2 separate regions of the Homo sapiens genome follow, and region 1 is linked to region 2. Evidence: read pairs that join two places in POLR2A ChIA-PET (ENCODE). Cell type or tissue: OCI-LY7. All regions are shown on one strand. Links, peaks and the distances in the headings refer to the core of each region. The heading gives the core; the rest is flanking DNA.

Region 1 (5,377 bases), core at 214-5,213, 84 kb before region 2:
TATGTCACTTACTTGGCTTGACAAGCAGCCTTGTCCCCTTCCCAAAGATAAAGGAGAAGCCTTGTCCTTCTGCATAGTGATTATCTCAGCATCAAAAACCTAACAGCTCAGCTTTCCCCGACACAAAGCCCTCCTGAGAAGGGACCCTCCAAAGGAGTGCATTTCCTCCAGCGTTAATCACACGGCCTTGTGATTTTCCTTCCCGAAAATGAACCCTTCCTCTGTATTGTCCTTATGGTTCTGTTTCTCATTCCTTTTTTAACCTTCTTCTCCATCACCACTCCTGAGGTCACGGTGGACTCCTGGCCTCAAGACCCTGCAGCTTCTCCCCACATCAAGCACTGGACTCATTTTCTATCTCCACTTAACTGTACTTACAGGGCAGCACGGACAATCTGGTTCCGGGACCAAAGACAAAATTCTGACCATAGTTATCCCCACAGTGTTTCTGGGCTCAGCAAAAACCCCCTAGAGCTTCCTCCCTCCAGCCTGGGCATCTCAACACCACAAACAACACAGCACTCAGAACCTGTGTTTTTGGCTTTAAAGGGATAAAGCCAGCCCATTTATCAAGTCAAGTCTTGAGAACAAAGGGAGTTTGGTAACCACTAAGCCGGCAAAGGTTCCAAACTTAACAACCCAGCAACCCCCTGTGTCCTGGAGGATGCAGCTCTGCATTAATGAGCCTGGGCCTTTTTCATGGAGACAGGCTCTGGGGGCTGGAAAGAGGCTTTAAGAGGTTCTCTCATTTCTCCTCCTGCCTCGAGGCAGGGCTGCACTCCAATCACCTCTGATAGCAGGGTGTCTATCTCCTTTCAAAAACTCTCTAGAGAAAGTGCCCTGGCAACTACTCCTGACAGCTCATTTTCACTGTTCAAAAACCTATTAGAAAGGTTTTACCACTAACCTAACTCCCTTCTTGCAGTATTAGCCATGTCCTGTGGTCTGAATCCTGGTGGAGGTGGAGAGCCGAGCCCCTCCGTCTTCTGTTTAATGCTTCCTTTCCCAGATTTAGATGTGTGACTTAACTCCCACCTTGCCCTCAACCTCTTTTCTTTGAAATAAACTGCCTCATTTTGCCTCTGCAGACTTTACTGATCCTCTACCTCCAGGTTGGAGAGTTTCATTTAGTGGCTATTTTCAGGAGCCATATTTCTCATGAGCTTCACTACCCTGAAGAGGAGAAGGACAACCTTGGGATAGATCGCCCTTCCCATAAAGTTTCCATCTTCCCTCTGTCATTGCCCCTCCACATGGGGAGCCTGTCTTTTGGGAAGGGGCTCGGGACACCTTAAAGGAAATCATGCTGGGGTCATTTTGGTGATGGGGAAGTACAAGGTTTCAGTTCTGCAACCTTTGCCCTGCCATCCTGTGAACCGCATCCCTGCTCCAAGCGTGTGTGTGTAGCCTTGAGGATCCCAGCTATGCAGCTCTCTGCAGAAACCTCTCCCCTGCCTCTGACACTTGGATGATTTTGTATTTAAATTAGTCAGGATTCTTTGTATTTCCACTTTCAAATCCCAGGTGAAGAATTTCATAGAACAGGCTGACATTCTCCACCCTCCCCCCAATTCCAGCTCTGCTGCTGATGCACAACAGAACCTTGACAGAAGAGCCCCAGGGGCCAAACAAAGGCTCTGCTGTGGGTTAGAGATGATGTTTATCATTATTATTAATAGCGAGGGTTTAATGAGCTTTTTCTATGTTCTGAGCACTATGCTAACTACTTTAGCTGTATTATTTCATCTTTACGATGACTCAACGAGGTAGGAATATTTTTATCTTCATTTTGTGGATGGGGAAACTGAGGCTCAGAGAGATTAAGTAACTTGTTCAAGGTCACACAGCTAGGTAAGTAGTGGAGCAAGGACTTGAATTCAGGTTTTTCTGTTTCCAAAGCTTGTGCTATCCTGCTTAATCCATTATTACTTGAGCTCAAAATGTCCAGAGGGGACCCATGACACGTCAGAGGTGCTGCAGAGGTGGGCTTAGTGCTCAGCCTCATATTCTATGGCAGTTACTTGATTCTCAATCCAGATGTACAGAGTTCTAGTGGTTCTTTTCAAGTAGATATTTAAATCGCAGCAGGGAGATCAAACTTAGATATGAGAAGTACTTTCTGGCAATAAGGGTTGCCAAATTTTGGAATTAATTACAGAGAGATATTTCCCATCCTAGACCATCCGATATAGTGCAAGCACATCCTATATGGCCAGAGATCCTGCTGGGAAGCCTGGTCAGGGGTGGTGGAGAACCTTCCTGACAGCTCCATTGGCTCATTATTGTTTGTTTCTCTATTTCTTTCAAAATGTTGTATATGCTCCTGAGAAGCCCTTACCATGAGCTAGAGCAAGAGTCTGCATGTGGGCATGCGTGTGTGCATACATGCACTCATATCTCATTTTAAAGCAGGGAAGAGAACCAACTCTCTTTGGCCTGGGGAAAGAACATTAATAAAGAGCCCAACCAGATGCATAGGATTAAAGTCTTTTTCAAACTAATGGTTTGATTGATTGCCCCTGAAGGCCTAGGCAAAGAAGAACACAACTTACTTGGCTTCACAGTGAGCGTAGTCCCATCCCCAAAGGTTGATTTGCCTGCATTGGTGTTACACAGTCTTTAGTGCTATTGCAATAACCTTGACTCAGGCCTCTAGGAAGACAGGTGGAGGTTAGGGAGGAAAGCAGGAAAACAAAACCTGAGATGACTGCCCATGGCCAAAACAACCTCCTTATAATTAGGTTAGAACGTGGGAGGAATACTAATAAGTAGCAACTCCCCAGCCCAATTCTATTTGCCTTAATTTTCCTTGAAGGTATGGGCCTTGGCAGGAGCACCTCCTGGGAAATTCACTCAAAGTGGCTACTGCTCTGTCTCCTGGGATCCTGCCTTGTTTATATTCCTGCAGGCTCTTTGGCTATTTTCATCCAATTCCTGCCTTTTCCCTGCTACTTTCCTTGGACCTTTCTTTTCGTGGAGGTTCACATATTTTCACAGGGAGAGACTACATGGATATTAAATGTCCGAATACAATGCCCCAGGGAATATGTGCATTAATAACCTTGTTTTCCAACTGATATTACTAACCACCCAACACAAACCAAGCAAAGAAAACACCACCTGTGTTTTGACAGCTTCTGCATGATGGAAGACAGGCTTCTCGGGAAGAATAATTAGCCAGAAAGAAGAACTTACTTGGTATGACCGAGAGTTTGGTCCCCTTCCCGAAAGTGAGTTGGTAACTCCCAGCCCCAGAGTATGCACAGAGTTTCCTTGCTTTGCAAAAACCCCAGAGATGCTGAGAAAATCAGACCACTCACAGCATAGGAGCAGCTCTGACAAAAGCTCAGACTGTAACAACAACCAGACAATAGGCAAGAGAGAAGGGCATTACAGAGGCAGGCTATGGAACAGACCATTCCTCAGAGTCCTCCAGAGTCCTGGCTGGACTTTCAGAGGTCATCGAATCCATCCTCCTGTCCTCAGTCAGTGTGTTGTCTGACCAAAGACCTGTCTAGTTATTAAGAGCTCCTAGTTTTTATAAGGTTTTCCTTTGCTAACAGCTCTTACATCTAATCAACTGTTCCTTATATCTAATTGAAATCCTGCAAACTGCAGTCTGAGCCCTTTCCCTCTCAAGCTTTCCTGGTTGAAGATGGGATTTCACATAAACATATTCCACAGAGAAACTCATCACAACACACCAAGCTGGTTTCAGTGGTCACTTTTGGGGAGGAGGAAACTGATACTGAAGGAAGTGGCCAAGGTGAATGCTGGTTTTATCTGTAATTTTTTTTTTTTTTTTGAGATGGAGTCTCACTCTGTCACCCAGGCTGGAGTGCAGTGGCACGATCTCGGCTCATGGCAACCTCAACCTCCCGGGTTCAAGTGATTATCCTGCCTCAGCCTCCTGAGTAGCTGGGATTATAGGTGCCTGCCACCACGATTGACTACTTTTCGTATTTTTAGTAGAGATGGGATTTCATCATGTTGGCCAGACTGGTCTCAAACTCCTGACCTCAGGTGATTTGCCCACCTCAGCCTTCTAAAGTGCTGGGATTACAGGTGTGAGCCACCGTGCCTGGACTTTATCTGTAATTTGAATGGTTTACAATGAGAAATTTTAATGTATTACTTGGGCAAATCAAAATGAATAACAACATTAAATAGAAACCTGCAATGTATTTAAAAATGGCTTTTGGGGCTGGGCACGGTGGCTCACGCCTGTAATCCCAGCACTTTGGGAGGCTGAGGCGGGTGGATCACGAGGTCGGGAGATCGAGATCATCCTGGCCAACGCGGTGAAACCCTGTCTCTACTAAAAAAAAATACAAAAAATTAGCCGGACGTGGTGGTGAGCACCTGTAGTCCCAGCTACTAGGGAGGCTGAGGCAGGAGAATGGTGTGAACCCGGGAGGCGGAGCTTGCAGTGAGCCGAGATCGCACCACTGCACTCCAGCCTGGGCGACAGAGCGAGACTCTGTCTCAAAAAAAAAAAAAAAAAAAAAAGAAAAAGAAAAAAAAAAAAGGCTTATGGATCTCAGACAAGCCTTTTTGTGCTTCCCCCAGGCTAAGTAGTCTGGTTCTCTGCCCAGGGCTTTTGTCTCCTGGGATCAGAGGAGGAAACTGGGCCAGGATTACGGTCAGAACAAGCTGGAGGCAACTAGGCCAGGGTGCAATGCAGGGCCCAGATCTGTGTGCATTCATGACTGTCCAGTTGGCTTTCGAATTATAACAGAATAACCTGTAATTTTCCTGCGCAATGCTAATGACCCAGCTCCTTCCAAACCTTTCTTGGGGGCAAAAGCATTCTAGGTACACTGAAAAATAATTCAAGGGAAGAAGCCATTGCTGATCAAAATCAAGGATGGCTAGAAACACTTACTTGCAATCACAGAAAGTCTTGTGCCCTTTCCAAAGACAAGAGGTGTGTTTCCTGAATTCCCACAGTGATTTCCTCCATAACAAAAACCCTGAATGCCTGGCCTTGGTGGTTTTCCTGGAAGTTTCCTCTTGTTGGTCTTCTTCCCTGTTAGAACCATCTAGAAATCTCCCCACTTAACCATAGTTTTTGTTTTTCCTTAGCACGCATTTGCCCACTTCTCCCCCAATCTCTACAAAGTATGGTATAATTAAAATGTTTCTGCTTTGCCTGTCTACCCTGCTGATGAGCTTCCATACATGGAGTTGTAGCTCAGGGATGCATTTCTGAATTGCTTGCAGACTTCTAGCTTATTGTTAGCCTGTGAAAAACATTCCAAAGGAAATCCCTGTTTCTGACATCATGATGTACTCTTTGCTGTACTAGAAATAAAAAGGAGTGGTCACTTATCCTAAATAAAGAAAAAGATTTGGAAAATGGCATAGAGTGAGAAGG
Region 2 (5,377 bases), core at 97-5,096:
AGGAAGAAAGCTTTTCCATTGTTTTTCCATTAAAATAGAGGTTAGTAAATCTTGGTACAAAATTGTCTCCCCTCTACACAGTCAATTGGCATTGATAGCTGAGTTAATTACTGTATCTAGGAGACAGTCTCAATTTTTATCATTGAATTCTGTGTATGCAGAAGCAATGCACAGGAACTGGGGAAATATATTCAAATGGAAATATAGAGTGATTTAAGACTTGCTTTATACATAGTCTTTGGCATCTTTGTGTTGGAGAGGGGAAGGTTTTCATCTGGAGTCACATTCACTTATGCCACTTTGGGCCTCCACACTAACACAAGAGTGTGTTGGCTTGTACTTGGTTACTTCTGAGTAGATGAGGCTTGCCATAAACCCACTGGAGAATGAGGTATGATATTAGGAAGACAAAAGTAGACTACAGAGTTGGAGTCGTCTAAGGTGACAGTGCTTTTTCTTCCATTGAAGGTGTATGATCTGGATATCTCCCATTTATAGTCCACAGAACTGCTACATTGGAGTCTTTACCCAGGAGCCTCAGAGGACTCAAATATCCTGAAGAATCTAAGATTCAGTTCTGAGCCTTTACAGGAGCAATATGTTGATAGCTCAACCTTTTCCAATAACAAGTCACAGTGATGAAGTAGCTGGACCTGGATTTACGCAGGAACTCCTTAGTCTTTTGGAGCCAGACACTTTTAAGGGTCATAACATCAGTGGAGTTCAGGCTCAGTCTCAAAATGCTGCTCTGAGAAAAATGCTCACAAACGTCGCAAGGTGGTGCTAAATTTCAGACACACATGAGTTTGGGGTGGGACAGAGAAGCAAGCAACAGCAACAACAAAAAAACCCTCCAAAACAGAGTAAGGAGACCCGTTTTACATCACTTTCCTATTGAGATATAAATGGTCTTAGAATGATCATTGTTGGAGGTGTAAGGCTCAGGGTGGGAGAGAGTGGGAGGAGAACTAAGAGGTGGGAAATTTGAAGAGAATCAATACTCTGAGTAGATATCAAAGTATGATTTTAAAAAATATAGGCTCAAGGATTAAGAACAGACTGAGATATTTATAAATAAATGCTGCAGAAAACACCAAGTGAATGACTGGGTATGGAACAATAATATTGAGATCTTTTTTTTTTTTTTTTGAGACTGAGCCTCACTTAGTTGTCCAGGCTGGTCTTGAACCCCTGGCTCAAGCAATCCTCCCACCTCAGCCTTCTGAGTAGATTGAGAGTGTCTTTTGCTGATGTCCTGTTCCAAGGCAGTGCAGGCTTGAGCTCTTTGCTCCTGACAGCTGCCTGGGATAACAGAGAAATGAAGGAGGAAATCTCTTTATAAAGGTTTCTAAAGAAATTAAAAAAATTAACTTGTACATTGACTTTGTAATGGAAGTGAGAACATACAGGAAAGCCCTTTGGGGAGTTAGCTTTAGAAGGGAAATACCGGGAAATACAAGTAAGACAAGGCACTTACAGAAAAAGTAGAAATTTCATGTTTAATAAATGGTCAAATTTAACATAGCTCTGAATATATAATTTTCCATTAGAATATTGGTAACAACATTGCAGTAAACTTGAGTCTGGGTACCCCGCACTGAGTAAAAATGGTAGATTCTATTTTGTGTGAGTTCAGTCAAAGAGACATGGGGGACAATTAGTCCGGTCTCTGCTTCTGTTGTTTAGCAGAGCCTCCAGCCCGGAAGCACACTGAGATGTCTTGTGTTTTTCAGATCTTTAATTTTTGAATGCTGTACTGTACCCAAGGACCTCGCTTTTTTTCACTGTGCATATGCATGATGTGGGACATCCCATATTGGAGACACAGATGACTTATTGAAAGCCCTGCCTAAGACTTAATTAATATCAGCATTTCAAGTAGCTTGCAAGATTGGATTCTGTGGCTATATACTATAGGAATATAGACTTCCTGGTCTTTTTCTTACTGCCTCCAAATATAACCAGATAATCCTCTGTCTGGTTTCTTGGGAGCCACTTGTATCTTACTTTCTTGCAGGAACATTCTAAAGGGTTCCTTCAGAAAACTTGGGAAAGTGTAAGACTAAAGACAAACCACAGCCTGAAGCCTAGGCTGCTGACTTGAGCACAGATGGGAGAATGTTAACAGCCAAGAAATATGAGGTCTTTGGCTCTTTTCCCAGAACTGCCAGGCTAAGACCTTGGCAGAGACTCAACAGGAAACTGAACTCTATTTGCATATCCTTTTATACATGGGAGATTAAAAGCTTCAACCTTGAGTGATCACAGTTTTTGAGAATCATGATGAGGCATTAAAGAAGAGGAGGAGTGTCTCAAGGGAGGTGAGCTGGAGGTGATGCAAGGTAGGTGTGAGGTTAGCCACGACTTTCAATCCCCTTTGATTAATCAAGAGTGTATTTCGTTTAGTTCCTTTTTTCGATTTTATCCTTACTGGGTCACATAAAGGAATCAGCTGCAGGAATCCATACTCCTGTATCTCAGGAATCTTTCAAATTTGTTCTCCTATGTCCCACGGCTTGTTAGTGCTGAAGGAAACTTAGAGACAATCTAATGTGAACTCTTTACTGTACAGATGAGAATCTGAGGTGCAAAGAGGTTAACTGACTTGTCTACAGTCACACACAAAGTGAAGAGTAAGAGTTCTGACACCTGAATGAATTTTTTTCTTTCCAGCAGACTGCTAGCTCTTTTTAGCAGGTGGAAGTTTCCTCAGATCTCAGAAAGCTTCTTTCCAATGTGTGATTTGGCGCAGATATCCTGAACTATCTTTCCTCATCAGAACATGCATTTCTGGCAAGACAGTGGCTCTCATTCCCTGGCTTTTCCCCCCAGTTTCCCTAGATCAGGTCCCTATAATTCTTTAGTGGAAGAAGCCAAAGAACAGGAATTAGGCTATTTATCCTTGGAATTCATTTAGAAAAACTTGGTTTTTCTTGGCCAAGCACTACAGTGAAAACTAACTTCATGTAGACAGCATGGGCCAAATGAGGATGGACAGCTGACTCATCACAGGTCAGTAATTAATATTATAGTTTCCCTTTTAAGGATGGGAGAAGATCTCTGTTCCTAAATGGATGCAAGAATTAAATGTGTCCTAGAGCATCCATAAAGCTGGGTAAGGATGAACTTTCTGAAGACTGAGACTCCTTTGTGCAACTCTTGTCTCAGACATCTGAACCAAGTTTGTTGGAGAAGGTTTGATGTAAAAAATTCATTCATGCAGGGCGTGAGGTCTCATGCCTGTAATCCTGGCACTCTGGGGGGCCGAGGCAGGGGCATCACTTGAGCTCAAGAATTTAAGACCAGCCTGAGTAATATAGGAAGACCTTGTCTCTACAAAAAATTAAAAAATGACCCAGGCATGGTGCTGCACACCTGTAGTCCCAGCTACTTAGGAGGCTGAGGCGAGAGGATCACTTCAGCCCGGGAGGTTGAGGCTGCAATGAGCCATGGTCATGCCTCTGCACTCCGACCTGGGCAATAGAGCGAGACCCGGTCTCAAAAAAAAAAAATTACTCTCCCTGTTACTATTGGTGAAGCTGACATTGACCTGTGTCACCTTCATCTCTGCAAATGAAGGGCAATGAGGGCATCATCTCTTGTTGGGGAGCTAGACCCTCCCAGTGATGGTCTTGCCTTTGGGACCTTCACTATCATTAGTGCAGGGAAAGGATTTAGAGAGGTTGTGTGGGAAGAACATTCCTGAGGAGGTATTTTTATAAAAAATGTGCTGATAGGCACTTTAGATTTCTTGGTTTGGAAAAATGCTGGTGGTCATTGGCCATGTTCTCTCCCATTCTAGCTTTTCTGTCTTTTCTGTCTCCTTCTGTCTGGAGTAGAGGGTGAAACCGCTCTACTGCAGACCATCGGGTGCTGAAAGGAATGGAGTTAGTATTATTGAGCACCTCTGCTTTGTAGTCACTCAGGTACTTACTTGCAATTATTTAATTTGATCATTATGATAACTCTATGCAATTATTATCCTTATTTTGTGGATGAGGGAATAGAGGGTTAGAAAAGTTAAAGCAACATTTTTCAAGGTCACAGAACTATGAAGTGAGGGGTTGTGATTCTATTTTTCTCTGATTCCAGAGCCTATGCTTTTTTCACTACTAAAAGAACTTACTTATAAAAACTCATATGTGTCCGGGCATGGTGGCTCACATCTGTAATCGTAGCACTTTGGAAGGCCAAGGCAGGTGGATCACCTGAGGTCAGGAGTTCGAGACCAGCCTGGCCAACGTGGTGAAACCTCGTCTCTACTAAAAATACAAAAAATAGCTGAGCGTGGTTGTGCCTGCCTGTAATCCCAGCTACTCGGGAGGCTGAGGCAGGAGAATCACTTGAACCTGGGAGGCAGAGGTTGCAGTGAGCTGAGATTGTGCCATTGCACTCCAGCCTGGGCAACAAGAGTGATACTCCGTCTCAAGGAAGAAAAAAAACCAACAAAAACTTATATGCAGTTTATAGCCCAAATTTGTAAACTTGTCCATTTTAAGGTAGGTGAAAGGATCTTGCCAAAGTTAGGGGCAATTTGCAATTCATTGTTTTTAAATTTGACACACATTAATATTTTTGTGAATGATTAAGGCTATTTATTTTTGTATATCGCTTTACCTACCTGGACTGCATTGCCACCTAGAAGGTGGCAGGAGGTAGTTGTCTGGAATGTGGAGAACACTCCGCTGCCATTTTTCTTTCACTTTGGCATGATCACATGGTTTACCCTTTCTGTCTTTTCTTAGCCCTTGACTTCTAGGATATTGGAGGAAAGAGACAGAAGTACAGTATATCACTTTACCTGTCTGCACTATATGTGTGATGTTGGAAAAGTCACTTAATTTCTTCATTCATCAGTTTCTATGTCTTCAACCAAAGAGGTGGAGCCTGATGGTAATTGGTTTCTCATTGCTCTGACACTCTGAGTGTGCATATGTGGGGGTGGACGTCCTCCATACAGAAAGCAAAATGATGGTTTTGATGCTGAGAAATGGACTAGCTATGAACTCAAAGATTTTACATTGATTCTTACTACAGAGGTGGGTTATTGTTATTGTACCAGTTCTCTAATTTCAACGTACAGAGGCAGCTACACTGGCCTTCGTGGTTTTTTTCTGTGTCCTTATTTATGAACTTGGTGCATAAAACCCTTCTTCATTTCCTTAGATGACTGAGGCAGTTAATCCTTTATTGATCACTCACGATTATAACACAGGTGTTATGCAAACACAGTGAGGTCTTTATGCCCGAGGAGGCCTTCGCTGTGACAGAGCTTCTGACAACACACACTCAGGCTGTGTCTCCTTTGTACTGTCCCTGGGGCTGCTGACTTCCCTTCTCACTGCCTCTAAGTAAAACTTCTCACTCCTGTCAGGTG

The links. ChIA-PET counts read pairs that join two places held together with the same protein. Peaks named below come from ENCODE experiments on the same cell type or tissue, not always from the same donor. Only the 100,000 strongest peaks of a DNase experiment are listed, where the experiment ranks them.
Region 1: POLR2A ChIA-PET joins it to region 2 with 6 read pairs; 4 of 35 experiments call an interaction of 5 or more read pairs at or near these places.

The regions. Positions count from the first base shown.
Region 1 is chr14:22,513,507-22,518,883 of GRCh38, reverse strand. It overlaps TRA, TRAJ29, TRAJ28, TRAJ27, TRAJ26 and TRAJ25. Among named protein-coding and RNA genes, the nearest start is that of TRD-AS1, 33 kb to the right of the region's middle. RefSeq lists an enhancer at 968-1,077. In OCI-LY7, for the core only: no CTCF peak of the experiment used is centred there; DNase peaks (open chromatin) are centred at 1,363 and 3,233; H3K4me3 peaks cover 2,028 bases; H3K27ac peaks cover 3,753 bases.
Region 2 is chr14:22,429,631-22,435,007 of GRCh38, reverse strand. The region is part of intron 2 of TRD-AS1 (TRD antisense RNA 1); the gene reads left to right. It also overlaps TRA and TRD. Among named protein-coding and RNA genes, the nearest start is that of TRD-AS1, 51 kb to the left of the region's middle. RefSeq lists an enhancer at 1,608-1,667. In OCI-LY7, for the core only: CTCF peaks have their summits at 574 and 774; DNase peaks (open chromatin) are centred at 787, 1,717 and 2,297; H3K4me3 peaks cover 3,737 bases; H3K27ac peaks cover 4,871 bases.